Linked DNA regions of Homo sapiens: region 1 is linked to region 2. Evidence: chromatin loops called from intact Hi-C (ENCODE). Cell type or tissue: IMR-90. All regions are shown on one strand. Each heading gives the region's core, and the rest is flanking DNA. Links, peaks and the distances in the headings are about the cores only.

Region 1 (16,608 bases), core at 4,318-9,317, 530 kb before region 2:
CAGAGATTAGGCCACTGATGCTAAAACACTATAGATTGCTGGGCTATGCTTTAAATACTGAATACACACAAATAATTTCTTTTTCTTTTTTTTTTTTTTTTTGGAGACAGAGTCTTCCTTTGTCACCCAGGTTGGAGTGCAGTGGTGCAATCTCGGCTCACTGCAACCTCCACCTCCCAGGTTCAAGCAATTCTCCTGCCTCAGCCTCCTGAGTAGCTGGGACTGCAGGTGCACACCACCACGCCCGGCTGATTTTTTGTATTTTTAGTAGAGATGGGGTTTCGCCATGTTGGCCACGCTGGTCTCGAACTCCTGTCCTCAAGTGCTCCACCTGCCTTGGCCTCCCAAAGTGCTGGGATTACAGGCGTGAGCCACCGTGTCCGACCTCAAATATTTTTAAATAAACTTTTTTTTTCAAATTTATCAAATACTTGAGAAAGGATTTCATGTGGATTTGAGGCTTAAAAGACATATATACTTTGCTATTCTACTGATACGGTTTGGCTGTGTCCCCACTCGGATCTCATCTTGAATTGTAGCTCCAGTATTCCCACCTGTTGTAGGAGGGACCTGGTGGGAGGTAATTGAATCACGGGGGCAGTTTCCCTCATACTGTTCTCATGACGGCGAGTAAGTCTCACGAGATCTGATGGTTTTATAAGGGGTCTTTCCTTTCACTTGGCTTTCATTCTTTCCTGCCTGCCATGATGTAAGACGTTCCTTTCACCTTCCACTATGATTGTGAGGCCTCTCCAGCCACGTGGAACTGTGAGTCCATTAAACATCTTTTTCTTTATAAATTACCCAGTCTTGGGTATGTCTTTATCAGCAGCATGAAAATGGACTAATACGCTAACTTTATTCTCAGAGAAAGCACAAAGCATATGTCAGTAGAAAGTGTGTCGTGTTTGGCGCCACCCATACCTGGGTTCGAATCTGTGCTCTACTGCCTAATAGCTTTTGGGGTCGAGAATAAATTCCTTCCTTCCTTCCTTCCTTTCTCTCTCTGTTTGTCTCTCTTTCTCTCTCTCTGTCTCTTGGTCTCTCGGTCTCTCTCTGTCTCTCTCTCTCTCTCTTTCTTTCTTTTTTTTTTCTTTTTTTTGGCGGAGTCTCGCTCTGTCGCCCAGACTGGAGTGCAGTGGCGCGATCTCGGCTCACTGCAAGCTCCGCCTCCCGGGTTCCCGCCATTCTCCTGCCTCAGCCTCCGGAGTAGCTGGGACTACAGGCGCCCGCCACTGCGCCCGGCTAATTTTTGTATTTTTAGTGAGACGCGGTTTCACCGTGTTAGCCAGGATGGTCTCGATTTCCTGACCTCATGATCTGCCCGCCTCGGCCTCCCAAAGTGCTGGGATTACAGGCGTGAGCCACCGCGCCCGGCCGAGGATAAATTTCTTAAACGTTCTAAGCCTCAGTTTTCAACCTAAAATAAGAGAAAGGATTAAGAACTGTATGGAAGAGAGGGGAGTGGAAATTGTAAGAAGTAAAGAATCTGGCACCGTGCCTGTCACAGGCAGGCAAACCTCCCTTTGCAGGTGATGATCTTAGTTATCATGGAACCATGGAACACCGTTCCCTTGTGTGTGCGTTTCAGTTATGCACATTTCTGCACGTGTTGCAACATGCAGAACAACAAAATCTATAAAAAGTTTTTAATATATGGCAGTTTTATAATTTCAATATATTAAAAATGTCAATAAGAAAATATAACATTTTGGTTGGGAGCGGTGGCTCACGCCTGTAATCCCAGGACTTTGGGAGGCAGAGGTGGGTGGATCACCTGAGATCAGGAGTTTGAGACCATCCATGGTGAAATCTCATCTCTACTAAAAATGCAAAAATAAGCCGGGCGTGGTGGCGGATGCCTGTAATCCCAGCTACTCAGGAGGCTGAGGCAGGAGAATCACTTGAATCTGGGAGGTGGAGGCTGCAGTGAGCTGAGATCGCGCCACTGCACTCCAGCCTGGGTGACAGAGCAAGACTCTGTCTCAAAAATGAAAAATTAAAAAAAAGAAAATATAACATTTCACTTTAAAAGGAAACATCTGAAACAACAATAAAATTAATGACTGAGCATTGTTTCATTTAATCCTTAAAAAATTGTCAACAAGGCAAGAACCGTTACTGACACCCTTTCTACAACTGGAGAAAAGGAGACCCGGAGGTTCAATAACCAAGTTTACCCAGCTAGTCAACAGACGAGCCAGACAGATAGAGAGGGGCTAACCTCTCTATCTTGTCTCTTTTGGATTTGTGTTAAAACAAAGACAAGGTTTTCTCACTTTCTTGACCCTGAGACTACGTTTTTGGGCTTTCCGTTTTGCAGGAGAAGCAATGTTTTATATGGGCCAATGTGGGGAGATGGATAAGCTGGGACTTTGGTACTCTGGATGATCCAGAAAGGCAGAGCAAATCATTGAGGATCAAACTCCAGAGCAAATTATTGAGGACCAAATCCCATAAGGGGTCAGGACCAGCTCAGCCAGTTCAACTGCAGAGGCGTTGCAAAGGGTAGAATTAGGAGACTCAGTTGGATGGGCAGGTAGTATTCCAGTGGACATCGGGGAAGATCACCAGGACGTCAGCAATTGGGCAGGCTTTAGGGTGAGCTCTTGTTTTGTTAGAGTAGGGCCAGGCAGAATAGAGACTTGGATTTTGATCAGGACTGAGACAGAGTGTGCAAATAGAAACTTAGACCAGGGAACCAACGTAAGGGAGACAGAGAAGAGTAAGTAGGAGACCTGAACTTTTCCCTCTATACTTGATCTCATATAAAAATGGCGGTGAAGGAATCTACCCATGTAACAAACTTGTACATGCATCATGTGACTCTAAAATGAAAGTTGAAGTTACTTTAAAAAATTGCAGTGGAGGAGATCATGGGACATCGGGCCAGACAGAGGCAACCCAGCGGCCCGGCAGTCAAGATAGTAGGGCCGCCAGGTCTGAGAGCAGGGCTACAGGCCAACTCCCCAGCATGTAGGGGTGGAGAGGGGCCAGTCACAGCCACGACTGGCAGGCTGAGACTGAGACCTAAGGTGAAAGGGACTGGCGGAGCCAACTAAGGAAAGGTAGGGGATTGAGGGGCTAGGAGCCAGAACCTATAAACTTGAGCTTGTAGCAGTGGCAACAAATTCTATTTCCCAGCTGGAGGGAATGGATGATCCCATACTGACTCCATGCAAAGTGTAGGACAAGAGGATTGGGAAAAAGAGATCTCTGGCCATGTGTTCCTCCCTTTTGGGAACTCCTTAAGAAATGTGAAAGGTGAGGGCTGTCACCTGGCACGATGTCTTTTTCCCTTTGAAACTTGGGGGTTGTTGTAGGCAGCACTGTCCATGCCATTCAGGTAGAGTGCAAAAAATCAGGTTCACTTGTTGAAACCAGTAGCTATAGAGCATGTGAACTACTTTTATGCCTCAATTCAAAGGAGCAAAAGAAAGGAATTCATTCTCTAAGAGCCATGTCAAAGACGGATTCCACCATTATTTGGAAATGCAATCATGCCTCTGGACTGAAAAAGTACCCAGTTAGGTTTAGCTCCTTTAAATAGTTACAGTGATTCATGAGATGGCAACATTTTCTAACATCAGATTGGAAGACCTGTGAAGGCAATTCTGTCCTGATGAAGACAGGAAAACAGCGTCTGTGTTCTGGATAGTCTGGTGTTAGTGAATGAATGTTTTGTGGTCAGAGTAAGTTATGGAAAATGTAAGTGTAATAACTTTTGCATGTGAATAGAGCTAAATTATACCAAACATTTACTAGGTGTGTGTGAGGTGGCAGGCAGGGGGAGGTGGGACAAACCTCCACTGAAATTCTACATGTGCTCTCTTGTTAATCTGTAAAAGACTTTCAGGCATTCTCTTATGGAAACTTCAGAAGCAGATGGAAATATTTTAAGATTTATAATACACATGGGCCTGTAACATGAATTTTCATTTTCCTTACAGAAGTGAACCCAGTGGAGTGCTGCATTATCCTTCATTAGTTAGCAAAAATCCAAAAGGGGAAATCATATTTTATACTATGGCTTCTAGAAGGTTTAGAAGCAACTGTCTCATTTGTGAACATGAGCAGCACAAAAGCTGTGCTTCAGTTCTTCCCATTGTATTTCCATGGTCATGATCTGCTTCATATCAGGTAGATGATAATTCTAACCTTCGCCAACAATTCAGCTAATGCAGCAAATTTCTTCTCTTCACCCCCAAAGGAATTATGTCTTTTGAGGCAAGAAATTATCAAGCTCATAGGAAATGGAATAACCATCTTTTTTCATCAGAAAACTGCATCTCTTTCAAATTGTAAAATTACCTTTGGTAACATATCCTGATTTTAATAATTTACTGAGGGTGTAGTGCATTCTTTAAATGATACATTTATGTTGGTGTACCATTAGTGTTGACAGTAATAATATCTATGTAATAAAATCTATAGGCAGTATTCTCATGGACCTATGGCTAGGGAAATCAGACTGTTTTGACATCAAAAAATCCTGAGTGAAATTTGAATATGGCATCCCAAGAATGACACTTTAGGTGCTCAGCTTTGTACATCCCCATCACCACATAATAGGAACTGAAATTTTACTCTTTCCCTCAGCCTGGTGGACCTGTGTTCTTTCCATCAATGCAAGCGGCCTCACTGGTGCTGAATGGACAGCTCTGGATAGCATTCAGATCAAGGTGGCCGTGGGTGTCTAGGACCCACGGATGGCTTCTAAGGAGCTGTGAGCCTCATAAAATTAAATGCAAAATTGCGTGTATATGATTGTGTGCACATTTTCCCAAGAAGATCCATAGCAGTGAAACCTTGCAACCAATAAAATTAAAGGATAAAATCTATTGCTTTACTCCTATCAAAAGAAATGCAATTTTCATAAAGGGTACCCTAATATTTACAAATTATAGTAATGTGCCCCATCTCCTATCCAGACCAGGTAACTAAATGATTGTAACCTGTTAATACCCAAACATCCGTGTCAACTTTTCCACAAAGTAAAACAAGGTCTCTGTATGCATTGACTACATATTAAATATACCTTACATTCCTTAAATGTTTTACAATTATACCTTAATAAATTAACATATAATATATAGGTATATTACACTTGGTATATATAATATACTTCACATATACCTTATATAATAATTTATATTATGTGATACTATATTATAATGTATTAAATATATAATATACTATTTAATAATCATAATCATATATATTATTTAACATAATATATTAACATATGCTTAATATTTAATATATTAGACTAGTTATATAAATAATATATGATATAACTATATTACATATAGAATATATTATTTATATACTTCATATATAATATATAACGACATAAATATATAGATATATATTAATATATACTTCATATATAATGTATTATATGTGAGCTATTATATATAATATATAACAATATATAATATAGTAATAAACTTCGGAGAAAAGAAATATTCTACATTGTGGAAGTTTATATTATATATGATATATACTATATAAGATATATATTATATTATTATATAATATAATGCATATGAGGTATTATATAGACTTCATATATGTTATATATGAAGTATGTTAATATATAACACCTTAATAATTATACTTTATAACATTTTGGCTAATCCAAAGGCAATTTATTTCAAAACTTAGAGTTTACTAACTTAAGTGGAAGTGGAGGAGAGTAAATTTTGACAGAAAATGGAACAGCAAAAAGTTCTTTTCAAATGTTTGATTATTGTTTCATAGTATATAATTGTAGTTCCTTACAATATTAGTTTATCTGTTTCATATTTCTTGGAAAAAACCCTTTAATGTTAAGGCTCCTATGTAGGAATTCTTTGATGAGCGCGGAAAAGCTGGAGTGAAGGGGTTGATAAATGTTTAAATTAACAAACTTGATTTTAAACTATCCAATAAATATTTCTCTTAAAAAGTTAGGCATATTTTGATCAGTTTGGTTCCTGTTTTATTTTTTTCCTTTCTTGATCCGCTTCTCAGCTGTGGCTGCGATCTCTGGCATCTCCACAGCATTGATGAAAAAACCCTTTTAAAATGACTGTATCTTGTGTCTTGTGTGGTCTTCTCTCTTCTCTCTCAATTTAAAGTATTAAAATTGTTTAACATCTTTCTAGGAAGCAGGTAACACAATGGTAAGTTTACAATCTTCCTCCTGTCCCTTTGTATACAGGGGTCAATTTATGTTGGTAATATGGTGAATGATCAAGCTCCAATATTAAACTTTGGAGACAAGTAATATCCTACCTTGTGGAAGTTTGAATTAAAAGATCTCTTTCAAGTGCAGTTGAGAATTTAGCCATAACTCTATCATTCAGAGATAAATTAAAATTCAGTGTGCTAGTGTATGTGCATGTTTTACATCAAAGGCAATGGTACCAAGAATGCATACTTAACCTTCCGCCGTGAGGAGTTTGAATTGGAAAATTTTAATCCAGGTTATAAATCACTTGAGAGACATTTAAAATAGCCACAAGGGGGCAGCAAAACACACAGGATTCCCTGAATCCACTGACGCAGGAACATTTCGCTGTGTCTTACGAAGGCAAACGAAAGAACGAATTAAAGTACCTGGCGTTTGAGCCGTCTTCAAACACTGGCATTTCTAGTACCAATACAGTGAAGCCGGCAGGGGAGACGCTATACTTCCTAACTGAATAATATATGAGACACCAACTTTCTAAGTATTTCTTTTCTTTTTCTTCTTTTTTTTTTTTTTTGAGATGGAGTCTCGCTCCCTCACCCAGGCTGGAGTGCAGTGGCGCGATCTCAGCTCACTGCAAGCTCCGCCTCCCGGGTTCAAGCGATTCGCCTGCCTCAGCCTCCGGAGTAGCTGGGATTACGGGCACCCGCCATCACGCCTAGCTAATTTTTGTATTTTTAGTAGAGTCGTGGGGAGGGTTCACCATGTTGGTCAGGCTGCTCTCGAACTCCTGACCTCAGGTGATCCATCCGCCTCGGCCTCCCAAAGTGCTGGGATTACAGGCCTGAGCCACGTGCCCGGCCCCTTTCTAAGTATTTCTTATGAAGGGCTACTGTGATTTGCACCCAGGGAGGGCGAAAACCTGTCAGTGGCTCATGATACTTACCAGTGGAGCAGATTGTAAATTCCTCTTCCTCCTTCTCCTATAAAGATTTCTCTGTATTCCAGGGGCAAATAACAATAGGTAAAGTATCAGTTAGATTTAACTTTTAAAAATAAGAAACAGACCCTCTTGCAGAAGCAGTAAATACTTATGAATCACTTATCAATTATCAGGCACTGTTCCACAGGGAAGAGTCCAGGGTACTGGTCGAACCTGGATTTTATTGTCAGGCTTTCTTGGTGTGAAACTGTACAAGCTCGGGCAGATTTCTTCGCCTTTAGATGTCTTAGTTTCTTCACTTGTAAGATGAGGCTAATTCTATAGGTTGCTTTAAAGATTAAGTAAAATAATATATGCCAGCTCAGTGGCTGACATATGATAAGAATTGAATTAACAGTTATAAAATTACTATCATACATGAGTGGCATGTGGTATTACTCAGTATTGTTTCTTGGTAACTAAATGATTATATGTAATTTCATTTAATTCTTACAACTAGTGTGAGAGACCAGTTTTATTTCTCTCCATTTTTATAGGTGAGAAGTTGAGGTTCAAAAGGACTGATTGCCTAATATAAATAAAACGGAAAAGCTAGGATTTGAACCTATCGTTTTTCTGACTCCCAGACTCAGGTACTTTCAACCACACCTGTGTAGGTAGGCTACCATCATATTTTTCCCCCTCTTCCTGGTAACTCCTAAAGTCACCTGAAGTCACCTAATAGATCTTGGAATGAGTTAGAAGTTCCACTAGGCCAGCACAAGGCAGGATCGCATGAGTCTTCTCATGCACTAATCAGACCAGGGTGTGGGGACGGAGGAGAGGAAAGACTTTCTAGTAATCATGGAGGAAGCAAGTATTACCCCCATGTCTCAAACCCAAATCAGTCTCACCTGGAAAAATCTCTCCAAGGCAACATACCTTAAACTCATGAGCACTTATTTGTGTATCTCCTACATCATCGAGTGTCATCCTTGTCTATGGGGGCAAGTGATTGTTGAAATGAGTTGACTCATCTATGGTGAAGAGCTATATGGATGTCTGGAATCAGAATGTTCCCGAGGTTTTTAAGTCTTGAAATAATCATTTAAGTGCATAGAATTTGTTCTATTTGCTCTCTCTCAATATGGAAATGGAAAGACCCTTCTTTGCATGTTTAATTGGAGAAGGCACTCTTACTTAACAGGCTTACAGAAGCATGTCCTCACCATGTGCACTGAGAAACCACACTGAATACACTTTTAATTATTTTATTATTATTATTTTTGAGACAGAGTCTCACTCTGTCACCCAGGCTGGAGTGCAGTGGCGCGATCTCGGCTTGCTGCAACCTTTACTTCCCGGGTTCAGGCGATCCTCATGCCTCAGCCTCCCGAGTAGCTGGCATTACAGGCATGTGCCACCACACCCAGCTAATTTTTGTATTTTTAGTACAGTCAGGATTTCATCATGTTGGCCAGGCTAGTCTCGATCTCCCGACCTCAGGTGATCCGCCCACCTCGGCCTTCCAAAGTGCTGGGATTACAGACATGAGCCACCGCACCTGGCTGTGAATGCACTTTTTAAATTAAAAATACAAACATACAAACAAAAGAAAACAAAACAAAAAACACCCTCTCTGTGTAAAGCAGCTTAATTATCCACCAATTCTTTGTTATTGTAGAGCAGTAGTTACGCCCCTAAGAGAGATGACCGCAGAGAATTACAAAGAAAAAGCCTGCTGACCTATATACATGCTTATTCCTTATTTCAACTGACAATATGGAAATGATAGAAGATACTCCCTTTAGTACCTATGGATTTTCCCACGTTCTTTTATAGAAACTTTGGGGTCCCTCAAGATGAAAAAAAGCTATCCTCAGATCCTCACTTACTCCTGTAATACAGTGAACATCACAGAGTAAAACAGAGTCTGAGCAAGATCCCTCTTGGTAAATAGTCTGCTGCTGAGACTGCCCCTTGGCACTTGGCCACTGTGACACCAATTTCAAAAGGTTAGATCTAAATGGCAAATGTTCTTAAAATATCCTCTTAATTATCTGTTGACTTTAAAAATCATATTTAACAGTAGTATTCATTTATGTCCTAAATGGGAATTGTCTTGTTTTTCTCTTTGGTGCCCTTGATATTAAATTGCTGTGGTTTGGGGAGAATTCTAAGTGGACCCCGTTTGTTCTTATTGAGGGTGGGCCTTGAGGCACATACTGACTTTCTGTGAATTTGTCTGTCTACAGAGCAAGGGGTCTGGGTGACTGTGTCAGAATGTGGGGTAAGGTGTGGCAGTGTGTGGGTGGGGATTAGAAGCCTCCAACTTGCCTAGGAACATCTCTCCATTCTTTATTCTTGAGCCAGACTTACAATCTGAAGAGTACTCTCTGCGTACTTTGAAGAAGGCGCCATGATGTTTCTTGGGGCGGTACACACTTGCAAATGAAAAGTCATATTATACTTGGTAGATTTCTCATCACTTATGGTTATTTAAGCAGATGAGAAGGAATTCTACAAAATAAGTACATAGAAAGGCTGACGCGATGGCTCAATGCCTGTAATCCCAGCACTTTGGGAAGCCGAGGCGGGTGGATCACGAGGTCAGGAGATTGAGACCATCCTGGCTAACATGGTGAAACGCTGTCTTTACTAAAAATACAAAAATTAGCCGAGTGTGGTGGTGCATGCCTGTAATCCCAGCTACTCAGGAGGCTGAGGCAGGACAATCGCTTGCAGTGAGCTGAGATCGCGCCACTGCACTCCAGCCTGGTGGCAGAGTGAGACTCCATCTCAAAAAAAAAAAAAAAAAAGTACATAGAATAGTCAGATATGAAAAAAGGCACAAATTATACTTTGTATAGTGATTCCTCTACTCATTCTTGATAAACTGTAGAATACTGCTTCCCTTGTCACACAATCCTTTTAATTAAAAAAAATGCAATGATATGCTTGCTGAATTTTTATAAGGAAGATTCTTAGGTCAGCCTTTGACATGGAGACATGTACTCGCTGAATGAATAAATCAAGATAGAAAACCTTATTTATTTAGCCAGAAATGTGCTGTGCAGCTCTTCCCTGGAGCTCCCAGAATTTCCCAGTAGTGGATCTCATAGAAAGAATTCACAGGTGAAGCTTCAGCAGAAAAGGAACCAGAAAGATAATCACTAATGTTCTTTTCCTCCCCTCCCTTCGTCTCCCCTCCCCTCCCCTCCTATCCCCTTTTTTCCCTTCCCTTCTCCTCCCCTCCCCTCTCCTTTCCTTCCTTCTCCTCCTGTCCCCTTTCTTCCTCCCCTCTTCCCTCCCCTCCCTCCCCTCTCCTCTCCTCCACGTCCCTCCCTCTCTTTCCCGTTTTCTTTCTTATTTCTTCCTCTACTCCCTCTTCCTCCTCCTTTAAGAAATGACATAATTTAAGACACTGCTGCAGATGATTTAAAACATATATTTACCTTCCTTTTTTGGATATGACCTAAAAGGAAAAAGTGATGTAAAGGAAGAAAACGACAGGTTAGAATAACTCCTCCTCCTCCTCTTCTGGTTATAAAGATTGGTCTCCAGTAGCATAATATGAAGGGAGCTGGAGATGATCTGCTCAGTGTCAGGGTGGTGTTATGTGCTTGTCTGAAAAATGAAAAGATGATTTAATCTTGTGTATGTGTTTTAACAGGATTAACTTCATGACCCCATGGAGAAGGGGTAGAGTAAGGATCTCACACCAGTGGCCTAAGGAAGTACAATTATGGAAACTGGAGGGTGTGTGCTAACTACCAACCAGTCCGGAACTTCAGTTGTGTTCATAAGGGTCCACACAACAACCTTCACCCTTGCCCAGGCTGTAAACCTCATCTGGGTTATTCTGACTCTCCATCCTGAAGTTATTTTTCTTCCCCAGTGCAGTTGAGAACTCTTTCATCAGGTCAGCAGGGAAAGGCATACGAAGCAGGATAATCTGGAAATGTGCTGGGAGAACTCTTTTTGTCCATGAGCTAAACATACCTTAATAACCTTGCCTTTAAAACAACAAACAAACAAGTAAAAAGCATACATAAGAACCAGAAACAAAATATTAACAATGACAATAACCAAACTAAACAAAAACAAAAACTATCTTGTACTGCTCCGGGTTGCAGGTTTTTAACATAACTAAGAAATTGTTATTAAAATAAAAGATATTCATTGGGAAAATGTAGATAAGCAAGTAGAAAAAGATGAAACACAGTCTTAGCATTCAGAAATAACTCTGGTTATATTTTTTGGGTTTAGACTCTCAAAGTGTGTGTGTGTGTGTGTCTTTCTCTCCTACACACAACCAATACAAATATAAATTTACCAAAATGAAAACATATTTGCTCTTATTACTCTTAATAAGCATACTCATTCTTTAATAACTGCAAAATATGTGATCATATGAGTGTACTATAGTGAATGTAACTGGCTATTACTACTGTGTATGTAAGATGTCTTGCATTTTTTCTTTCTTATAAATTGCTTTATAAAAATTGTTCTTGTAGCCAAGTGTTTGTGACGTTACAAATGTTTACTTAGGATAAATTCCTAGAAGCAGGATTTCTATGTTAGAGGTTAAGGACATTCTGAAAGCTTTTGTTGTTAAGTAATGCGAAGACACCAAGAGGTCTCACCCACACATTCTTTTGTCAGCAGTATATGAGATGCCTAGATTCTCACTACTCCTGAGGGTAATCATTGAAGTTAAAGGAAATACTTAAAAGTGGATTTTTGAAGAGGAATGACTAGGCAGTTTAATTCTGCCTTTTGGAACATTCAGACTTTATTGCCAGACCAGTCTTTTTCGGGAATTCACTTGTTACCAAATGACTTAGAGTCACACTGAAGGCTGAAGCCTATAAAAGGGGTCACACCGATGGTATTGTTCATTCATTTATAAGAAAGATCACGTCTTTCTTGCTTTATTCAAAGGAGCGGAAGCTGGCTTGCTTCCAGCTGGGATATCCTGATTGGAAGTCAACTCGGACAGTCAGCTTTGCTCCTTCCTTACCATCCTCTTAGTGCAAGTTCCTCAAAGAAGACTGATGTGTACACAGTCTGGTTTGCACATATACAATGCATCAAACACATGATCTGCTTTGCTCATCCTGTGTGGCTTTGGGGTCCAAGGGGAGGGGAGAGGAAAGAGGCTGAGAAAATGGGCATTTCTTCCTGGTAAGTCCATATCAAAGATCAGTGTTTGGCTCACCAACAGCTGCTACACTAATTATTCATCTTAATAACAATGAGTAACGATGTTTAAAAATCCCGAGTGCCTATCAACACTACATTTAGTGCTATACAATATGCTTAGCTCAAAGTCCTCATTGGACATTTTATAATAGCCTTTAAAATAATACTTACATTTTCAAAGCCCTTTACCGTGGATGAAGTGTTTTCATATTGATAAGTGAATGTACGATGGGTGGTCAGATTTGGTGGTATTTCATGCTTTTTACCTGTGTTTGAATAGTGCTCAATTTCAGGCCTTCTGACTATTCCTTCTGTTTCATGTCTACTGTTTAAATCCTTACTTAAAAAAAACCAATGATGGGCTCAAATCTCTTATCGTATTTCTTAATGGGATGGGATAAAATGAAGGATGTGGTTAGCTGTGATGACACATTTAAATAAATAGAAAAAATAGAAAAGTCAATCATGTGGCAAGATATGCTTTCACTTAGTGCCTTGTCCCCTGGAAGTCAACATGAAAAAGTGCTCTGGGTCTTGGATTAGAAAAAGCCCCAAACATCTTTCATGCATGGCTGGAAGTGTAAGACTCGTTATCCTGGCTCTAATCCAGTGCAAAGGGGAATTTCAAGAGCTGGTTCACATATTTGTAATTTTCCAGTTTTGAGCATACACTTCCTATCCTGGCCATTTGTGCTTTCTGGGGGAAGCCAGCAAATTGCTTGTGCAGAGGGAAAATGCTTCTTGATATCTTAAAACCGTAAAGTGCTGTGGGATATTTTTGGATAAAGAGTTGAGGGAGATCATTAATTTTGTAACCACTGTGTTGTCATTAGCACAGTTCTAGGCTTACAATGTTTTATTAGTGTGGTTTGCATGATTAGTTTACTTGGAGAATTATTATAAATTATTGATGCTATCATTCTGCTGTGGGGAAGCCTAGCGAACTGGAGGAAATAAAAAAGGCATAGATTTTGTTGTTGTTGTTTTTAATCCTAGTTTATGAGCTGCAGTACTCACTAAAGTGCTTTGGAAATCTACTAAAAAGTTTGTTAATTCAGGAAAAAAGATACTGGTTCAGAGGACCACCAGAGGAAGCTTCAGGGAGCAGAGGGGCTCCGGAAGGTCTTTAAGCAGGAAAATAGTACTATGAGCAACAAACTACCTTGTTTGATTGAAATGGAGCATTTTCTAAGAAGTTGAAAGGCAATGGGGTCAAAAAGATAAAACTTTTTGTCATTTAGCTAAAAAGTTTAAGAGTAGCTTTCAAGGGCCAGGCGTGGTGGCTCACGCCTATAATCCCAGCACTTTGACAGGCCAAGGCGGGCAGATCACAAGGTCAGGAGATTGAGACCATCCTGGCTAACACGGTAAAACCCCGTCTCTACTAAAAATACAAAAAAAAAAAAAAAAAAAAATCAGCCGGGCATGGTGGCGGGTGCCTGTAGTCCCAGCTACTCGGGAGGCTGAGTCAGGAGAATGGCGTGAACCTGGTAGGTGGAGCTTGCAGTGAGCCGAGATCGTGCCACTGCATTCCAGCCTGGGTGACAAGAGCGAGACTACGCCTCAAATAAAATAAAATAAAATAAAATAAAATAAAATAAAATAAAATAAAATAAAATAAAATAACTTTCAAGAAGCCAGAGCTAAGTGCTAGGAGAAATCTCCCAAGAAGATGGACACAGGTGATGTATCCTACATAGTAAGCCACATGGCCCATCATGGCTGCTTGCTGCATGAGAGGCTGCCCTTCTTGCAACTAAACATGACGACCATGACTGGCCAGAACCCTTGCTGGAGGAAGGAGAGAAGAGCAGAAGGCATTTACATAAAAGATACATCAACACTTCTCATTGTGAAAATATAAAAATAAACCCAAAGCCCTTGTTGGTGGCCGACCCTCAATCCTGGCACTGTTGCTGGATTGACTTATCCTTCTAGATGAGCTATGCTCTTTTGTGATTTGGGCTTTCTGTAAATGGTATCCCACTGCACACCCAAACATAAACGTGCTTGTAACATGTCAAGTATCTCTTGAAGCTCTTTCTGTATAAGTATACTCAGAACCACTTTTAATTTTAAACTGCAGATTGCATGTTATAGTAGGATGTACTCTATATATGTGGTCATTCTCCTGTAAATAGACAGTTAGGTTTTTCTGATGCTGCCTGCCAGATGAGAACAATGTTGTGGGTTCCAGGTGTTTAATGTCAGTTATTTTCTACCCAGTCAGGTGAAGAAGTGATATTCCGCGAATGTCTAAGGTTGGCTGGCCAGCAGAGTTTGGACGGTTGAACACACTTTTTGGTTCTGCCTCTGCATGGGTAAGCGCGTAAGACCCGTGTTGTTGCTTCTACTTAGCCTTAGAGGAAAATGTCTTAACTACAGTGTTGAGGGAACTATGTTCCCATCAGGGGACACCTGCATTTATTCCATAGGACAGTTACGTTATGTTAATATTTTTCTGATTTTCCTCTCCTTTCTGTAAGGGTAAAGGAAAAAAAACTTTTAACCTATGTTTTAGACTTCAGTGAGAACCCTCTCCTATATTCATACTTTCATTACTTTTCAGTAGATTCATAGAAACATCTATGTAGACTTAACAGTTTGGCCATTAGCTTATGGTAAAGCTTAGGACATATTCTTCCTAGCCTAAATGTGAGTATTCATTTGTGATTTAAATGACTGTGTTGCCTTTTTGTTTTGTGACTTAGACAGGGCTGATACCGGTTATGGGATGTGTGTATTATCCTAGCTCCCATAAAAGGGGCTGATTTTCCTACTAAAATCATTAAAGAAGCAAAACCTATTATGGGAAATAATGATTAGATCACAACATCCTCGATAAATAGAGAACTGGCTAGTTAAAATGACCTAGTTAAAAATGTTAATTTTGTTCATGGGTTTTAAAGTTTTATATTCCTGTTTAGCAGGAAGGGAGAATTTATTTAGGACTGAATGGAAGCTATTACAGGTGGTATTATTATTATAGAGTAACCCATGAAGAAGGATATTTTGTTTAAGCCTTCAATATCATACAATATTAAGTATTTCATAAACAATAAAAATAATCTTTTCTCTGTTGACTTTGGTTACTGATACTATTTGAAATAGAATAATGGGTTCAGTTCAGGATATCTGAGAGCAAAGATTACAAGGGAAAATTGCTGAAGATAAACCCCCCTCTCCTGCAATCTCTAAGGGCAGAGTTTATCTTGTCTGGTCTAACTCATCTGGGAATTTCAGACCTCTGAAAAAGTTCTGTTTGGAGTGAATGATTGGCCTTGAATTTTGACCTTTATAACAGAGATAACTTGGATTTTTTGGGAAATTTGATGATGATGTATAGTGAATTTTCTTATCTGGGAAAGATGAGTTTTTGAAGTGTTGTTATGGAATGGGTCTTTCTGGAAGAGTCTAGTTTTGATTCAAGCTAGCTTCCCAAATGCTGCTTGAAATCATAACATCTTGGAGAATGCTTGTACTGCTCTTAAGTAGGCAGGGGATCTTTGCTTATTCCCTGGCAGCGATGTATGGCATTTCCAGTTACTCAGGCTTAGGAAATAGAGCAGTTTTCTCCCGCAGGACTCAACTCTGCACTCTGCAAAAGAATGGCCTCTTTAGGGTACTTTGGATTTATTGTGCTAGTTTAAGCAAGGGGCACTTGACTGGGTATGATTTACTTTGTGTTTACAAGAGAAAAACAAATAAACAAACTTCCGTCTCTATTAGGTAATTGACAAATGTTTATGGAGTGTTTACTGTGCACTTTCAATTGTGCCATGCCCTTTTGGGGACATAAAAATAAATTATCGGAAGTTTCTGAATTACTTTCCCCCCAAACACCATTCTCTTCTCTAGGCAGGACTTTCCATTTAACTGTACCTAAAAATCCCAAGTCAGATAATTTTTGAGATTGTGTCTGCCTTCCCAGAAACATCAGCACATCTGGAGCTGTGGCCTTGGGGTTGCTTGAATTTGACTCCTTGCCCATTCTTCATGTCTGTGTTCTGGACCCCTTGCAGGTCAGCTTTTTGTTTTGTTCCTGTCTACTGCTGGCCTCTTCAGACCTTGCACTTGTCCATATGTCTGCTCCTGTCTGTTCCAAGTCAGGTTTCCAGCTTCACTGTCATTGGATTCAATTCCTATCAGCTACTGGGTCTGCTCCTGTCTTGGCCTTGCTTTGGTGACCCCCGTTCTACTCTTGGGCTCTAGATTCTCTTCCTTCTTTTAGCTCACAGCTTGGTGTTGAGCCATGGTTTATACCCATCATGACTTTATCCAGCTGTTTTCAAGGGGAGGCTGGGCA
Region 2 (16,966 bases), core at 4,432-9,431:
GAGACTCCAGGAGATTCCATGCTTTCCTTATAAAAGGGTAGAGAAACATAGTGAAATGAAGGAGGGCTTTGTTTTCATTTTCTTACTAATAATTCTTTCTTTTACTGTGCTTTTAGTTTCTTATGGCCATTATTGGGAGGTAAGATAATACCACATGGAAGCACTTATTTTTCTACTTATTATTTAAATCTTTCATTCTTTTCAAGAGGCTTGGCCAATTATTCTGTAATTTGCCATAACTATTGGAATATGGTTAGGTGTCAGCAAGCAGGCGATCTTAGTACAGATAACAAAAAATAGAACATGTTTCACAAGGAGTAAGGAAAAAAAAAACAAATAAAAAGGGCAAATAAGGGGAATAATTAATGATGGATTAGGAAAGGTGAAAGACATGAAGCATTGTCAAAAATATTTATCCTATAAACTTGGTTTAAATTGCGATTTGGTATTGATGCAATGGCTCATGACTCAGGTTTTCTTCCATAATGTCTCTTGTGCCCCAGACAGCCCTGTGTTCTGAAGCTTCCTTTATATTTTCCAGAATTCACAGCCTAAAGAGAAATAACAATTGTGACATTTGCATTTACTTAAGGCTTTGGAAAAACTCAAAGTGAAAATAAAAGTAACCTTCAAGAATTGTCTCCATGGAATAACTGTCTCAACTATTTTGGCCAAGACTGTCTTTAGGTCTTTATTTTCATGGCAGGAATAGCAATAGTTTCAAGCTTTGGAGGGTAAGGGAAGTTGGAAAGGTGGGAATATCAATTGTATCTTTCTACAAGAGAAAACATCTACATGAAGAAAACAGTAGTAAGTGTTGCAATTAGAAATTTGAGAAATTGTAAAAGTTGAAAGAACTTGAACTGCTAACAATTAATAAAAGTATGTATTTTATCTACAGAGATTATCTAGAATGAAAGGATGGGAAGGTGAGGTATTTAAATTATTGTAACCATCCATTGCACTTATTTATTAGTCAATGAGGTGAAAGGTGGGGGGAATAACATATATTTTCTTAATTTTTTGTGATTAAACAAATTCGAGGTGGTAGATTTGATAGGGCTGAAATTTATTATACCACTGTCCCCCGCAGGTTTGAAACAATTTAGGACGCTACATAGAATTACACTTGAAAGTAAATTGCACTGTAGGCAAATCATGTTTCCAAGAACATGACACATCTTACTGGCTAGAGTTAACCAGTCCTGAGAAACGGCAGGAACTCTTGCTCTCCAAATCCTATCTTGCAAGGCCGTAGAATTTGTCCACAGAAAATCATCACCAGTCATCACTGAGCATTTGTCACAGTAGGTTTTATTAAGTTCAGACAGATTCAATTATAATTAAATCAATCAACCTTTCATATATTGGCTAACAGACAGACTTCTAAGAAAACCAAGCTTCCCTAAAAAAAAGCAATTAGATATTATTTTCTTGATTCAACTTATGTGAGCATATGAATAATTTACTTTTGTTTGTTTAATTCACAAATAGCTCAATTTATAAGTATTGGTGTGGGCTATAGGCTTAAGAAACATGTTTGTGTAAAGCTGCTGTCCCACGTAGCATTTACCACCATACTATGTTTTTTATCTTGAGATGCTGAATATACAAATAAATACTGGCCAGACCATGTAAGACAAAACAACTTTGACCATAATCTCTGCAGGAACCAGCCCAGGAAGCCCAATCATAACCTTTGTAGCCATTTGGCCCAAAATGGTCAGAACTTGGTCAATGACTCTCAGCTTTCCTTATGCTTGCCTTCACTTCTAACCTAGAACCAACCAGAAAAAGAAAATGTGCTCCTCAAACCATTTATAGAGGAAGCCCGGCTTCCACATAGCCTACCTCCAGCTTCCTCAGCCAACAGCTTTTGATCAGGGCAAACGTGAAGCTTTTCTACTCTTTCTACTATAAAGATTTTCCACTCCTCTGCCTGCCTGTGAGTCTCTGGCAAACAAAAGTGATCGTGCCTGTCTTCCTTGCAAGCTCTGGATAAATAATTTCTGCTTGTTCTGGTTCAGATGATCGTTGTTTATTTCCACAATCTTTATTAGGATCTCTATACAGAATCTTTTAAATGGCAAGATTAGCCCTGCCCAGATTTAGGAAATCATTTAGGGCCACTGGATATCAAATGTGGTACCAAAAAAAATGTTGAAACTGATTCAAACTTGGGTCAAGATCCCTTTGATCTAGCTCAAATCTGTGATAATTTGGCATTTTATATTACTTAATCCTTTTTTTTTTTTTTTTTTTTTTTTTTTTTTGAGATGGAGTCTTGCTCTGTCACCCAGGCTGTAGTGCAGTGGCACTATCTCGGCTCACTGCAAGCTCCGCCTCCCGGGTTCACACCATTCTCCTGCCTCAGCCTCCCGAGTAGCTGGGACTACAGGCGCCCACCACCATGTCTGGCTAATTTTTTGTATTTTTGAGTAGAGACGGGGTTTCGCTGTGTTAGCCAGGATGGTCTTGATCTCCTGACCTCGTGATCCGCCCACCTGGGTCTCCCAAAGTGCTGGGATTACAGGCATGAGCCACCGCACCCAGCCTACTCAATCCTTTTTCCAGTCCATTTCAGCAAAAGCCTCACTGCTTGTGAGTGTCCTGCATACAGTCTGATTTGGGTGGTTGTTTTCTTTGTGGAACTACTTAGAGGTCATATGACATTTGCCTGTGGATAGTTCAAATTGGCTCTATTTTCTTAGGTCCATTTTGCCCTTATTCACTGAGAAATATGTGGTCTCTCATATAAGATTGTTTCCATTGAAATTCTGCCAATACCTTTTATTCAACTTGTAAGCATGGAAAAGTATTATGAACTTATTTAATTTTTAATTTATTTAAAAATTTTTATAGTAACATTAGCACCTACCTTCTAAAGTTGTTTGAGAATTAAAGGATAATTTCTGTAAGACAATTACCAAAGTTCCAATATGTAATGCTTATTCAATAAATAATAACTATCATTATTATTACATCATAATAGGTGCCTATATTTCTAAATTAACAATCTTTTGTACTATTGATGTGACAATATGTACATTAAGTGGGGTGAAGAATTAAGTCATTCTCTTCATAATCAGGTGATAACAACCTTCTCCTTTATTGAGAATCAAGCATCTCAGAGCGAGCGTGAATGGATATTAGAGTTTCTGCCTCAGTGTTCTCAACAGCTTCTACTGGTAAAGCAAGTTACAGCTAGTAACTTGGTCAGGGTTTTTGGATATAAACTTTATTGTTTAGAGTGTAGACCAACCTACATTTAAAATATGATACTTCAGAAGTGCAGAAAGGTACGTGACACAGCCAACTGAAGAGGTAACATGTCCTAACATATTAAATTTTCTCTATTCTCTTTTGAACCCTATTACAATCAAAGAAATCTCCATGGTGAAATGCTCATTTTGCAGACACGATATTGTGTAAGTTTTATTTCATAATCACACAAAGGAAAAATTCCTGGGCATTTTATGTGCACTTTTGTTAATGTGATCACAGATACAGAGTTAGCCGTTCAACCCCAAACGAGACATGACCTCACTGGGAGGTTTGTTCGTTCACTGCATTACGGGGATCCACACAAAGGACATGTCAATGGCACAACCCATGCGCCCCCGTCTCCCCACTCTTGTCAGGATTTGTCCTGGGAAGTTTCTAGCAAACATTTTTGGAGCAAATATTTTGTGAGAATGTCACTGTTTTTGTTAGAAAGGCCATTTAGGGGTCTAACTAGGAACCAAGAATGGAATGAGTTACCTTATTAAAAATTTTAAATCAAAAAGTGTTTATATTGTTTGGTGAGTTTCAGTAGAAATTAGAGGAGGAGGTCAGGAGCAGGAGGATGGAGAAATAAGAGCTCCATCAGGAGCACCAGGAATGCTTTTTAAAAACATACATATTCTATTAGATTCTCAAGGAAATGTGACTAAGAACAGGCCCTCATCGCAGCCCCATATAGCATAGTTTTCAATTTTTCTACAGTGACTATTTCAAATATTTTCTGTTCTCTTCAAATCTCTACTCTTGTCTCCTTTACCCACTACCCCTATTTAACAGGGAAAATAAAATCACAAACTTCTTGTCTACCATCCATAGACCTGATTGCATCTGTATCCACTCTTTCCTTGCAAAGAACCTTGACTCTTTCCCATCCTTCTACTCTGCTCCTTCACCTCCATTTTCTTCTCTTTCCTTCATTATGGATTTCTAATTATTGTTGATTCTGACTTCCAAGTCCCTCTTGAATCTGTTTCCTAGGTTATGACCTCCTCCTCACTTGTCTGACCAATCTGTTCTCAACACTAGAGCCAGAATCTTAAATACAGATCTTCAGTGTTTTATCTTTATGCTAATCAGATTGTGTTAGTCTCCTGATCAAAGCTCTTTAATGCTTTCCTAGAATAATACAAATTCTTTAACATGAATTACCAGATGCTGCTTACCACTCCAGCTCTACCTCATACTTCTCCCCATTTTAGATCCCAGGATGCAGCCAAGTAATAATTTAAAAAAAATTTTCCTAGTAACTCTCATTCAGTGTGAACACAGTTTGTCTCAACGAGTTTGGTTCAGTATGAATAGAGTAAGGGTGTAAATTGCACCCTTGGGGAAATGTGACTCAACAAGTAACTACTGCAGAATGGATTCACTGGAGAACAAAAGCAAACATATTCGTGCTTTGAAGAATTTAGGAGTCAATCAAGTGTGGAAAAGGCTAAACATAAAAATAATTTTATTCATGAGTACAGTTCTAACTTGAATATTCATAACATTTTATTAATTTATCATAAGGACTTAAATGCTGAGTTATAGGAAAACAATTTAAAAATTTAAGATAAATCATTTTTGCCATATGCCTCTTAACAAGACAGCAGTTGAAATCTTCTTTCTTTTCCCTTTGATTAAAAAAAAAAAAAACCTTTATGGCCTAGTGGCATATAATAATTGTATTACGTGTGTGTGTGCATATAGATATTATTAAATTATAATGTACACTGATATACGGGCTTTCCCCAATTTTATTTCTAGCACTGTCATCGAAGATTAATTTTTTTCTGACTCAAATATTAGAAGCTAGAAGCTTTTTCTATGACTTTATGTATTTCCTCCACTCATAGTAGCTTTGAAGTTGAATTTTGAGTGGAATGGAACCTTTGAAGTAGAATTTTGAACAGAATCTGGACTGATATGGGGCTGGTCAAACGGCACCTCAATAATTATGAATTAAAATATATAACATTTTTTAAAGACATTCAAAGAACAACCAGGTGTTGAGCAAATTCTAAGTGCCTGAGCCAGCTCCCACTAGCTCACAAGAGCTAACTGTTTACACCTCTTATCAAATCCACATTCTGAAGCCTCATATCAGTGACCTGACATCAGCCATGCGTGGAGTATTTACACCACAGAAATGAAAAACTCTACAAATCAGTCCTTTGATTTCCTCCAGAGAGGCAGTTAAAATGCACCAGCACTCTGCTTCCTATGAATAAGTTGACCATATATCACAGCAGTATTGATTGATGCCAGTTGTACTTCTGACCCATGATTTTCACTTTTGTCCCCACCCTTTTCTCTGTCAAAAGTGACAGATTCAACAATCACTATAGATATCAAGGAAAATAATATAATGGAGATTTTTCACTGCAAGAAATGAAGACTGGGTTAGAAGGTAAAGAAGCAACTACAAAATGTTTATCTTTATGTGAAGAACAGGCTCCTGGAAGTAGTACGAGACTTGTTTTGCAGAGCTTCAGGGGACAGCATGAGGACAGGAAGATCTTGTGAAAGCTATAGGGAGACACATTTTTATCTGAGTTTAAGGAAGGACTTCCTCATGGGTAAGGTCTAGTCATCATAAAATAGGAATAGAATGCATTTAGGGGTGAATGAGGTCTTAGTCCACGAAAACAGTCAAGTAGAGACGGACAGCCATCTTGAGGGGTGTTGTGGAGGAGCTGGGGCAATAAATGCTTGGGTGTTAATGCCTTTCTCATGATTCATATTGTGGGTTGAATCTTTCTCATGGCATTTCTTCACTCAGTCATTTTGGCAATCCTCAGAGGGTCTTTGCCTGGTGCTATGTGTGTTTGGGAGTAGATACAAGGAGAAGAAAAAAATAATTCGCTCAAATTCACACAAAAAAGTGACCCAAACCAAAATCCTTATTAAGCCTCACTGTTAAGTTTTAAAATGATATGATGATCACTAATTTGAGAGGAACTACATGTTAGCCAACCCATCACTGATTTATTTGTGATTTCAGATTTTGAAATCTATTAGGATAATCAATTTCACTTCAGCACGGTTTGGTCAAAGAAAGGAAAATACATCAGAGGGATTCAAATAACTTTAGAATCATAAGTAGTGTGAGAGATCTACAGGAGGAAAGTCCGTTTAGCAGTGAGAACTTCAGACACTTCCTCTATATCCTATGGTAACCAGGCAGTTAGAATAACAGGAAGCCCTCAGGCCGGCAAAAATGGCACCTGTGAAGTTTGTTTGGGTCTATCTGAAGGCAGGATTTCAGCAGGGGCTGAGGCTGTACAGAACAACTTAAAATTTTCAGTTGGATAAGAAAAATCGGTAAAACTTAAAAATTGTATTCATTTCCTAATGCCTACGTGGTATTACATATAAGTCAGACAATTGTTTTCTCTATTTCAAATTACTGGATTAGTTTGATTATTATACGGACTATCAGAAGAATAGTGGTACAGCTTTTCTCCAAGATCAACGCCTTTCATTTGTGGATCTTCCATCTTACCTGATACTTCTCTGCCCGTGTCTTCAGTACTGGAATTTACTCCAGTACTTCTTATTTTCTGTTTGTCTTTTCACCACCCGAAAAACATTACTCTCACTCACCAAACTATGTACACCTTTCTTTATATTCTCCCAATCAGACTTAACAAACACTTAGATGACATTTATTTTTGCCTGGTACTGTTTTAAGTGCTTTACAAATATGAATTCATTTACTTCTGCTAAGAGCTAATATATTTCTATTATCTTCCTTTTACAGAATGGGGGATTGAGGCACAGAGTGTTAAAATAGTGAGACACAGGATTCTAACTGGCAGACTGGCACTTTATCTCAATTCTTAACTGCTGTGTTGCCTCTCACTTTAAAGGTAAGAAATTAAACCAATTTTAACATGATTCTCCGAAAAACCAATACTTGCACTCCTTCCTCCATGAAAATGTGCTTTATCCCTACGCATTTTTCCAGAAGTCCAGCTTTCTACTTATACGTTTATATTTTCATAAACTTTGCTACAGAGCAAATTCGGTGTTACAAACATTGCTTCCTTTTGTTCACATTTTACACGTTTACTGCCTCCTTAAATCATTCACCTTCACTGTATTTTAGGAAAGAAATGCTATTTATATATTTTGTGAATCCACAGTCTATTATACATTCTGCTAACTAAGAATAAAACTTGTCTACTTGGTTATTTGAGTCTAGAGAATGATTTTCAACCTGGAGTGACTTTGCTCACCAAGGGACATCTGGCAATGTCTGGTCACATTTTTGGATGTCTCTACTGGGGTTTGGGGTCATACTGGCATCTAGTGGGAAGAGTTTAGGGATGCTGTTAAACTAAATGCCATAACCACAGGTCATCTTCCCACAACAAAGAATTTTCTGGCCCTAAATATTGAGGTTGAGAAACCCAGATCTAGGATATTCTGTGCATTTAAAATGATTCCGTTCAGAACAATTTAGGTACTTTCTCAATAGTACTGCAAAAGCTATATGAAAACTATATGTATATAAAAATTATATCTATCTGTCTCTAGCTACATTAACATATCAATCTGCTAGGTTAAGTAGACTCAATTTAACCATCTGGTGTTTCATGTTTGCTTTTGATTTGTAAAAGACTCAGACCTATAACATAGCCTTAATGCTAATATCATTCTTGAGATAAACGATTATAATTGCAGATTTCTTTTTTTTTGAGAAAGAGTCTCGCTCTGTCACCCAGGCTGGAGTGCAGTGGCACCATCTCAGCTCACTGCAAACTCCACCTCCCAGGTTCAAACAATTCTCCTGCCTCAGCTTCCCGAGTAGCTGGGATTACAGGTGCCCGCTACCAATACTTGCAGATTTCTTTAGTGTTATGTTATTTAGCCACTCATCCATTTTTTTAAAGATTTAAGTATTAAGCATTCACTGTACACCAAGCAATGTTCTTAGTGAACAAGTAATTTAGAATTAGATTACAATTAAATTGTGGATTTTAGGACATTTTAGTTAACGTTTACTGAAAAGTATTATCACAGAATTTATATTTTCTATAGTTTATGTTGTTTTATATGATTATAAAAGCAATGATTTAAGAATTAAGTGAAGTATTTTACATGATGTGGAAAAAATGAGAGAAAAAGATGGAAAAGAGTTGATTGAATTATTCATTTTCACCTGATTAGTTGAAGCCAGTGGTTAGTAACATCACATGCACAAAGGACCCAGTGGCTGATTCAAAATAGTATTCCATTCTCTCCCCATGATTTTACAATGAAACTACGAGACCAATCAGGACACCTTCTTCTTTCTTCTTGTTCACCAAAAGTACTTTTTTTTTTTTTTTTTTTTTTTTTTTTTTGAGATGGAGTCTCTCTCTGTTGCCCAGGCTGGAGTGCAGTGGCACAATCTTAGTTCACTACAACCTCTGCCTCCCCGGTTCAAGCAATTCTTCTGTCTCAGCCTCCCGAGTAGCTGGGACTACAGGCATGCGCCACCACGCCTGGCTAATTTTTGTATCTTTAGTAGAGACGGGGTTTCACCATATTGGCCAGGCTGGTCTCCAACTCCTGACCTCGTGATCTGCCCGCCTCAGCCTCCCAAAGAGCTAGGATTACAGGCGTGAGCCACCGCTACCTGCACAAGTAGTTATTTTTAATAGCAATGACACACAAGAGTAATTGCAGGACATTTACTTAACTAAAAAAATCAGTTGGCAAAATCTTATGTGAAAAATTAAAACAAAACAAATAACCATTTCCCTGAAAAATTAACCCCACTTGGACCTCCACATCCTTTCCCATCCATCACCACATTTTTCTACCCCATTTGACAGCGGAACTCTCTGTAGGCTTTCTGCATGCTTTCAACACTTCCTGTCACCGTTTTTACTCGTCCCTAGTCAAATCAGGCATTTATCTCCAAAACTCTGTTGTGACATCTTTCATCAAGGTCACCAGTGACATCACACTGCTAAATCCAATGGTCAATTCTTGTCCTTATCCTGACTGATTGTTAATATCTAACACACATGATCACTGACTTTTTCTTTTTCCTTTCCTTTTTTTTGAGACAGGGTCTCACTCTGCCGCTCTGGCTGGAGGGCAGTGGCATGACCAGGGCTCACTGTAGCCTTGACCTCCTGGGCTCAAGTGATCCTGCCACCTTAGGCACTCAAGTAGCTGGGACTACATGTGTGCACCATCATCCAGCTTATGTATATTATATATATATATTTAATATATATATTTATATGTGTATATAATATATATAATTTATTTAATATATATTTATGTGTATATAAATATATATGTGTATATATATTTTTGTGTATATATATGTGTATTATATATTTATGTGTATATATATATTTATGTGTATATGTGTATATAATATGCATATATGTGTGTGTGTATATATATATATATATATATATATACACACACATATATATATATTTTTTTGTCAAGACAGCGTCTCACTATTTTGCCCAGGCTGGTCACGAACTCCTGGGCTCAAGCAATCCTCTCGCCTTAGTCTCCCAAAGTGCTAGGATTACAGGGGTGAGACACTATGCCCGACCACACTGCCTTTTGCTTGTAACACTTTCTTTACTTCGTATCACATGTCACAATTTTTCCTCCTACTTCAAGCAATTCTTTTTCTCAGTCTTCTTAGTTATAGCCTCCTCATTTTCCCAGACTTAAATTAGGCTGTCCCAGGCCTTCGTCATTGGAATCCTTCTCCTTTCTAACTACTCTGACTCTTGTATTGTTTCATCCATGTTCATGGTTGCAATTACTCTATGTACACTGATAACTTCCAATCTTATATTTCCATTCTGAAATTCTCCCCTGAGCTCCAGACTAATATATTGTCTCCTTGACATGTTCATTTGGCTGTCAGAAAGCATATCAAATTTTGCACAATAAAACACCAATTATTGATTTCCTCACTCCAAAACTCCTTTTCTACCAGCTCCATTATCTGAGTAAACAGCACAAGTATTTACTGTGCTATTTATTGGGTAATGGTTCATTTTTATTTTATTATCTTTTTTTTTTTTTTTTGAGACAGGATTTCATTCTGTCACCTGGGCTGGAGTTCAGTGGTGTCATCCTAGCAAACTTGCAGCCTCGATCTCCTGGGTTCAAGTGATCCTCCCACCTCAGCATCCCAGGCGATCCTCCTACCTCAGCATCCCAGATAGCTGGGACTACAGGCACATGCTACTGTGCCCAGCTAATTTATTTTTTATTTTTAGTAGAGATGAGGTTTCACTACATTGCCCAGGTTGGTCTTAAACTTCTGAGCTGAAACCATCCTCCTGCCTCAGCCCCTCAAAGTGCTGGAATTACAGGAATGAGCCACTGCACCTGGCAAGTAATGCTTCTTTACAAGAAACTTGCTCCCTCTCTAATCTGAAATTTAGAGGAAGCAAATGAACAAACAGCAAAACAAGACCAGCATGTTGAAAGAACATCTAAACTTTGTCCTTGGAGTCACTACTGAGGTGGCTGATAGTCTTTCTGGGGGCATACGCTTCCTTGAAACCCAAATGAAATGATGTTGGGCAAGATGCTGTTTGCCATAGGTATAGGGTTACATAGTCAGACAAAGTGTGCATTTGCATAGAAAAATCTTTGCTGTCACAATCACAGAGCACCTACACTTAAGAAGCACACACTTGGAAGAGGTTGTACAAGACCTAGAGGTGTCAGTAAGAGAAAATGCAGCCTTCCAGGACAATAAGAAATTTAGGGGTAATGTGTGGCCACTTTTGTGATATGGAAAGATTTTTATTATTATATAAGCTTCCAGAGGTTTGATCAGAAAACAAAGATGTAAATAGGCATGGAAGAAGGCTATTCTTGGTTCTTGTTTTCTGTCCGCCACCATTGGCAAGACTATCTACTATGCGTAGGCATGGGAACCAGTTAAAGAAAGTGTCGATTCACTAGAGCGAAGCTGAGAACTCAGTGGCCTTTGTCTGTGGTGAATGTATCCGGAAAGGCAAAGAAGAGAGAGATTCTCCTGTGGGGTTTCTCATCTCCATGGCGGTAGGTGCTGACAGCTTCAGAAGGGTACTAACAGGGCCAAGAGAAAAGGGCCCTGAGATGCTCAGCTACGGTGCTCTTACAAGATGAAAAGGACATGGGGTTCAGATCTGCACTTCATCATCTTTCACTAAGGTAAGATCGTGTTGTGGATTAAAAGTGTTCCAAGCTTGAACTAATTGCTTGTCGGCTCTTTTAAGCTCATCCTTTTTGCATGTATCCCCGCTAATATGCATCTTTATGATGCTTTTTTTGGCTCAGCAGTCATGCTTTATGGAGGCATGCTCTATGGCTGGGAATAGGTTTTCTTTCTCTCATATATCTCTGGGGAATGCTGAGCCAAACAGATTAAAAATGTCAGTGCCATTTGCAGATCCATTAAGGGAAGTAACATTCAGAGACAGAGGGAGACTAAAAGGATGATGACTTAGCCAGCTGACATAACTTACTGACGTGGAGCAACGTGGAAGAGGTGAATCTTTCATTTCCTGTGGAAAACAGTCATTCATAAAACCATCTTTTTTGTATGTCTTTGTCACTCTTCCACTGTTGCAAAGTGACAGCAAAGTAGCATCGCAAATTTGAAACTGTGTAATAAAATACGTTGACATCAATTTGGAATTACATCTTCACAACTAAAAATATAGACAGAAATGCCGTAAAGACTCTTTAGAAAAACAACTGCTAAAAGGTAACTTCAATAAATAATAAGCCCTTCAAGCATTGAAATCTGACTAAGTATAAAAGCACGGGGCTTTCGAACTTTTAATGTTTTTCTTCTGCTCATTGCTTTCTTTCAATTTGTAATCTGGACTGTTGCTATGGAGTAAATAACACCTACTACATTCCATGCCTTCAGGTTTCCATTTCACTAGAAGAAGTGGCACAAGTTGAAGGAAGGCAGCTTATCCATGTGAAAATTCTAAGACAGTATAGATGCCTGGCCATGGGTTTAGCCATAAATGACTTACTTATGAAACATGTTAAGCTTTTCTGTTTAAAATCCCTCCCCTGCCTTTTAAAAAATTTCCCATGAATCTTGAAATAATCCTGAGAATTCAGATGGAGTGCGGGTATTTTTTCTAATTGTTGCTCAGAAAATCCTTGATCCAGTCTGAGTGTTTTGTTATCATTGAGCCATATGCAGAATTACAAAATGAAAATGAAAACAGGTCAGCTAAAATTAAGAAGTCAATGCAAGGAGTAAAGGCACAGATAATACCAAAACATGAGTCAGGATGATCTGTCTCGTTGGCCTGACAAATATGGCTCAAAATTATTTTTTTTAAAAAAGATTAGAAGTTCTGAAAGTCTACAATCTGCAAGGTAGAGACCAAATTGGCTACGCATTGGCAGTGTGACCTTCCCCCAAATTACTAAGCTTCTCTCTGCCTCCTTTTCAAAAGCCTTTACTAGTATCTATATCTTAGATATTATTTAATTTCATTTGATAATTGTGTACCTGACACACAAGGAGCACAGAGTAAATGGAGACAATTATTGTTAGCTCCATTTTAGAGAGGAGAGAAACTGATAGAGAGAGTGATAGGGGGTTAATAGCTAAGCTCTCAGTAATATACCAAGTGGTGCAATTCCAAAGATACATGTTTTGCTCTCAAGTTAAGAAAACACAAGCCAATTGCAATTTTGTGATGAGGAAGATGGGATACAGTTGCAATATCAAAGCTGCCTCTGACAACTAATACCAGCCCTGACCTGCTTCTGCCATGGTTTTCTGACCTGCAATATTTAATCTTCAGCTTTCAGACATCCACATTCCACCCTGGACCTTGCCTGTCTGGTAAGCCCAATCTCTGCAGGTCAGCCATGCAGCTGAGGTGAGGGAAGGTATGTTGGGATGGGCTGGCATGAGGAGTCATGGGGGTCGAGAAGAAAGTTATGGCAAGAGACATTCTTTTGTGCGTGCATAGTTTAACAGAGACGAATAATGTTCATTTTGATCTTTATTAAGAGGTGGCCTCTTAATAGGCCACCCCCTTAATAGGCCTCAGAATATCTGCTTTAAAGTGGCTTTTTCCTGATGGTTTCTTCTACCATTGTTACAGTAGCTGCCTCAAATCAGCCAAAGCAGAAGTTCCTATTTTGCTTGAGAGCTTAGGCTTCAGGCAAAAACTACTGACATTTATGAGATACCTAGTATTTTACAATGCTATCTGGTTAAATTCTTATAATTGTCCTTTTAAAAAGACAGAGAACACAGAGGTAAAATAACTGCTCTGAGTTCACATAGGCAAATGTTGGAGACGAGATTCAAACAGAAACTAGACTGACTCAAAAATCAAATCTAAGTGATGAAAGTAAAGGTACTGTTTTGTTTGCATCACTTAATAATTCATCTGGAATCACAAGTCATGATAAGAACCTAATAAGCCATATCATCAAAACCTGAGCTTGGGTCACCTTCAAGATGCAACACACCCAACATCACAGTAGATTCAGGGGCACCCTGAAACACAAGAGTAAGAAACAGAAACATCTATCCTTAGAGACTACCCTTGTAGCCATTCTGCTGAGTTGTATTTTTTTTTCATTGTTGCTTAGAAGATCCTTGATCCAGTCTGAGTGTTTTGTTTTCTTTGAGCCCTATGCAGAATTACAGAATGAAAATGAAAACAGGTCAGCTAAAATTAAGAAGTCAATGCAATGAGCAAAGGCACAGACAGTACCAAAACATGGGTCAGGATGATCTGTCCTGTTGGCATGACAAATATGGCTCACAATTTTTTTAAAAAAAAAATTAGAAGACTCAAGTCTTTTGACTTTACTGAGAAGATGAAGTCTGACACTGTTTATTTCCAATCTTCTTGGAAAGACTTTCACCACTGTTTATCTCATAAAATTGGAGTGCTATTTACCAGTTAATAAGAAAATGGCATAACATAAAACCTTTAAATACTAATGTTAAAAGAGAACTTCAGAGTTTTCTAGTTCAACCACCTAGCAAACTCATGAAGCTCTTCCTTAAATTCTTCAAGTTGATTATCCAAATTCAGAGTTAACACTCAGTAGATTGCTTCTGTTGTAAGGTACTAACAATAAAAACATTCTTCATGATACAGACATTAAATCTACATCCCTGTAAAATTCATAAGCAGATTCTAGCCCCGCCCTTTGTAGCACCATAGAGCAGGGCCCCTGTCTCTACTGCATGAATACAGAGTATTCGTAACTGCATTCAAGGGTGTGAACCAATTGCAGCCAGGGCCATGTTTTGACTATCTCAGCATACCTAGATCACAGTACAGGGAACATAGCTGGTGTTCAATAAAAGCTTTGAATATGCGAGTATATATCACCTTTAATAGTTTCTTCTCTGTTTTTTCTTTTTCCTGATTTCAGACATCCACATTCCACCCTGGGCCTTGCCCGTCTGGTGAGCCCAATCTCTGCTGGTCAGTCACGCAGTTGAGGTCAGGGAAGGTATGTTGGGATGGGCTGACATGAGGGGTAATGAGGGTCAAGATGAAAGTTAAGGCTAGGGACATTCTTTTGTGTGTGCATAGTTTAAAAGACAAATCAGTCATTTTGCATGTTGATATCTATAAATGACCACATCAACATATCTGCTTTAAAGTGGCCGTGTCCCAGTGGCTTCTTCTACCACTGTCACTTTTGAAGGAGGGTCCTGTTCCACTCCTTCATCACTATAGTGACCTCTATTAAACAAAAGAGGTACCAGGAATCAAACATTACATTTCAGATGTGAAATATCTCCCAATAAACCAGCATTCACTACTTCCACTGGGAATTCTCTGTGGCTAGAAAACTATTTTTGTTGAATCTTTGCCTTGATTTTCTGGGAAAGATATATTTTTAACCCCATTCACCTTCCTCCCTCCCTTTCTCCTTGCCCGTTTTTGCTAGCCCTCTGAGCTTGACATTGATAACTGTTTAGTATAATCAGTTGCCTAAATTTCCCTGCTTGTGAGTTTCTCCAATCCCTAGAGCTGAGGGCATTTGATTCCACACGCACGTCCTTCTGCTCTGGGCCGTGGGATGGGTCATTCCTAGAACTCCTAAGTGAGTGGCTCTAAAACTCATCTCAGGTGACTTAGCGAGCATTTCTTGCAGTGAGTTCTGCTCTGAACCTGTGCTCCAGTCCTAGTGACTGAGTGTTGTCTTTTCCTGAGTTCAGGTCCAAATAGCCACCATCACTCTGATTCCATGTCCAACAGTTCCTTTTATTATTAAGGCTTAAAACTTTAGTAATAAAATGAGATAAATTTCTCATGGCTTTTTTTCCCCAACATGTATTATCCTGTGACCCTGAATAAATATCCCAAACTAGTTAAGATTCAATTCTTTATCTTTAAAAAGGGGATAATATTGATCCCTTGTTCTCAGGGTAACTGGGAGAATTAAACATATTTCATGGGCATAAAATGCCTGGCATGTAAGAAGTGTTTCTCTCTGGCTGATAATTGTTATCTGATTATCCTCTCTCAGTTTGGAGGTCCTAAACCCCAGCTCCATATCTGGATCTGTTACTTTTTTTTGCCATACCTATTTGATGCAGACTTCTTAGCTACATAAATATCTACATACTGCCTATTATCCCTTTTCCTAACTTCCCCAACACTGGGTTTTCCCCTCTTTCTCTTCCCCCTGTTCTCTCACTGGGGGCCTGTTAAGCTGATTAAATAAGCCCTGCCCCTCTTTACTCCCTGTTCCAGCAGCTCAACTGAATTTCCGTCCTTTCACAGTCATAGCTGGATGCGTCCCAAGAACAGAAAATGCCACACTCCAGTGGGCAATCCTAAACTCTTGGCTTTCGACCTTAGAAGTCTGGCCACTACATTGCCTTTGAATCCACATGTGTCAGATCTAATAATACTTAGTTGAAGATTTACTATCTTCTCCCTAAATAACTGCTCCCTGCCACTGGGATGATCCTCTCAGCTCCCAGCCCCACAATCTGCTAGCATGGAGCTGTGAAAGCTGTATTCCATCAGCAAGGATCTCCCAAGGCTAAAAGACCCAGAAACCTGGCCATCTGCACCTACAATGTCAGGAGATATACCCTCTTCAAAGGGGAAGGCACTGCTTCTACTTAAACAGTTCTCCATTGTGATGACAATACATACTTTAATCCTGTAAAGTTTCTCCAGACACGAAGATGGAAATGTGCTTTTCTGCTTCCCAGTCTCAGGCATTCTTTTATCTCTAATTTGACATGACAAACAGACTCTCCATCGTCACCTGTTATGGTGTGAATGTCTCTTCATTTCATTAATGCAGGGCTGCCACTGACATAAAGGGTTTTTTTGTTTTGGGTCACTCTTCTGTACCCCTATCCTTCCCATATCTAATAATCACCATTATTATATTAAAAGGCAAATGTTCTGATCACAGCTTGATAGTGTCCTTGAAGTGAACAGGACGATTTTCTGTCTACCCAGTGAAAACAGCCTTTGGTCCTTCACAGTGATTTCACAGACAACCTAGAGCCTACGAGGAGACTGGAATGTTGATCTCTCTCAGGTCAGGAACCAGACTTACACACCTACACACTTCGTGCGCGCACACACACACACACACACAAACTCATTTCCGGCATCCAGTCTTTATGATGAGAGCTAGTTCTTCAGTAAGAGTCCAGCTTCTGGCTGCAGAAGGAATTAATGCCAAGATA

Evidence for each region. A loop is a pair of places that touch in the nucleus more often than their neighbours do. Peaks named below come from ENCODE experiments on the same cell type or tissue, not always from the same donor. Only the 100,000 strongest peaks of a DNase experiment are listed, where the experiment ranks them.
Region 1: it touches region 2 in a loop (6-fold over the local background); 4 of 110 quality-filtered maps call a loop at or near these places.

Annotation. Positions count from the first base shown.
Region 1 is chr17:69,562,703-69,579,310 of GRCh38, forward strand. No RefSeq gene overlaps it. Among named protein-coding and RNA genes, the nearest start is that of LINC01483, 23 kb to the right of the region's middle. RefSeq lists an enhancer at 6,394-6,895. In IMR-90, for the core only: a CTCF peak has its summit at 6,507 (motif pointing right); a DNase peak (open chromatin) is centred at 6,539; H3K4me3 peaks cover 218 bases; H3K27ac peaks cover 841 bases.
Region 2 is chr17:70,093,628-70,110,593 of GRCh38, forward strand. KCNJ16 (potassium inwardly rectifying channel subfamily J member 16) reads left to right here. Exons shown (of 4, transcript NM_170741.4): 2 at 7,031-7,139. Among named protein-coding and RNA genes, the nearest start is that of KCNJ16, 27 kb to the left of the region's middle. In IMR-90, for the core only: a CTCF peak has its summit at 7,556 (motif pointing left); no DNase peak of the experiment used is centred there.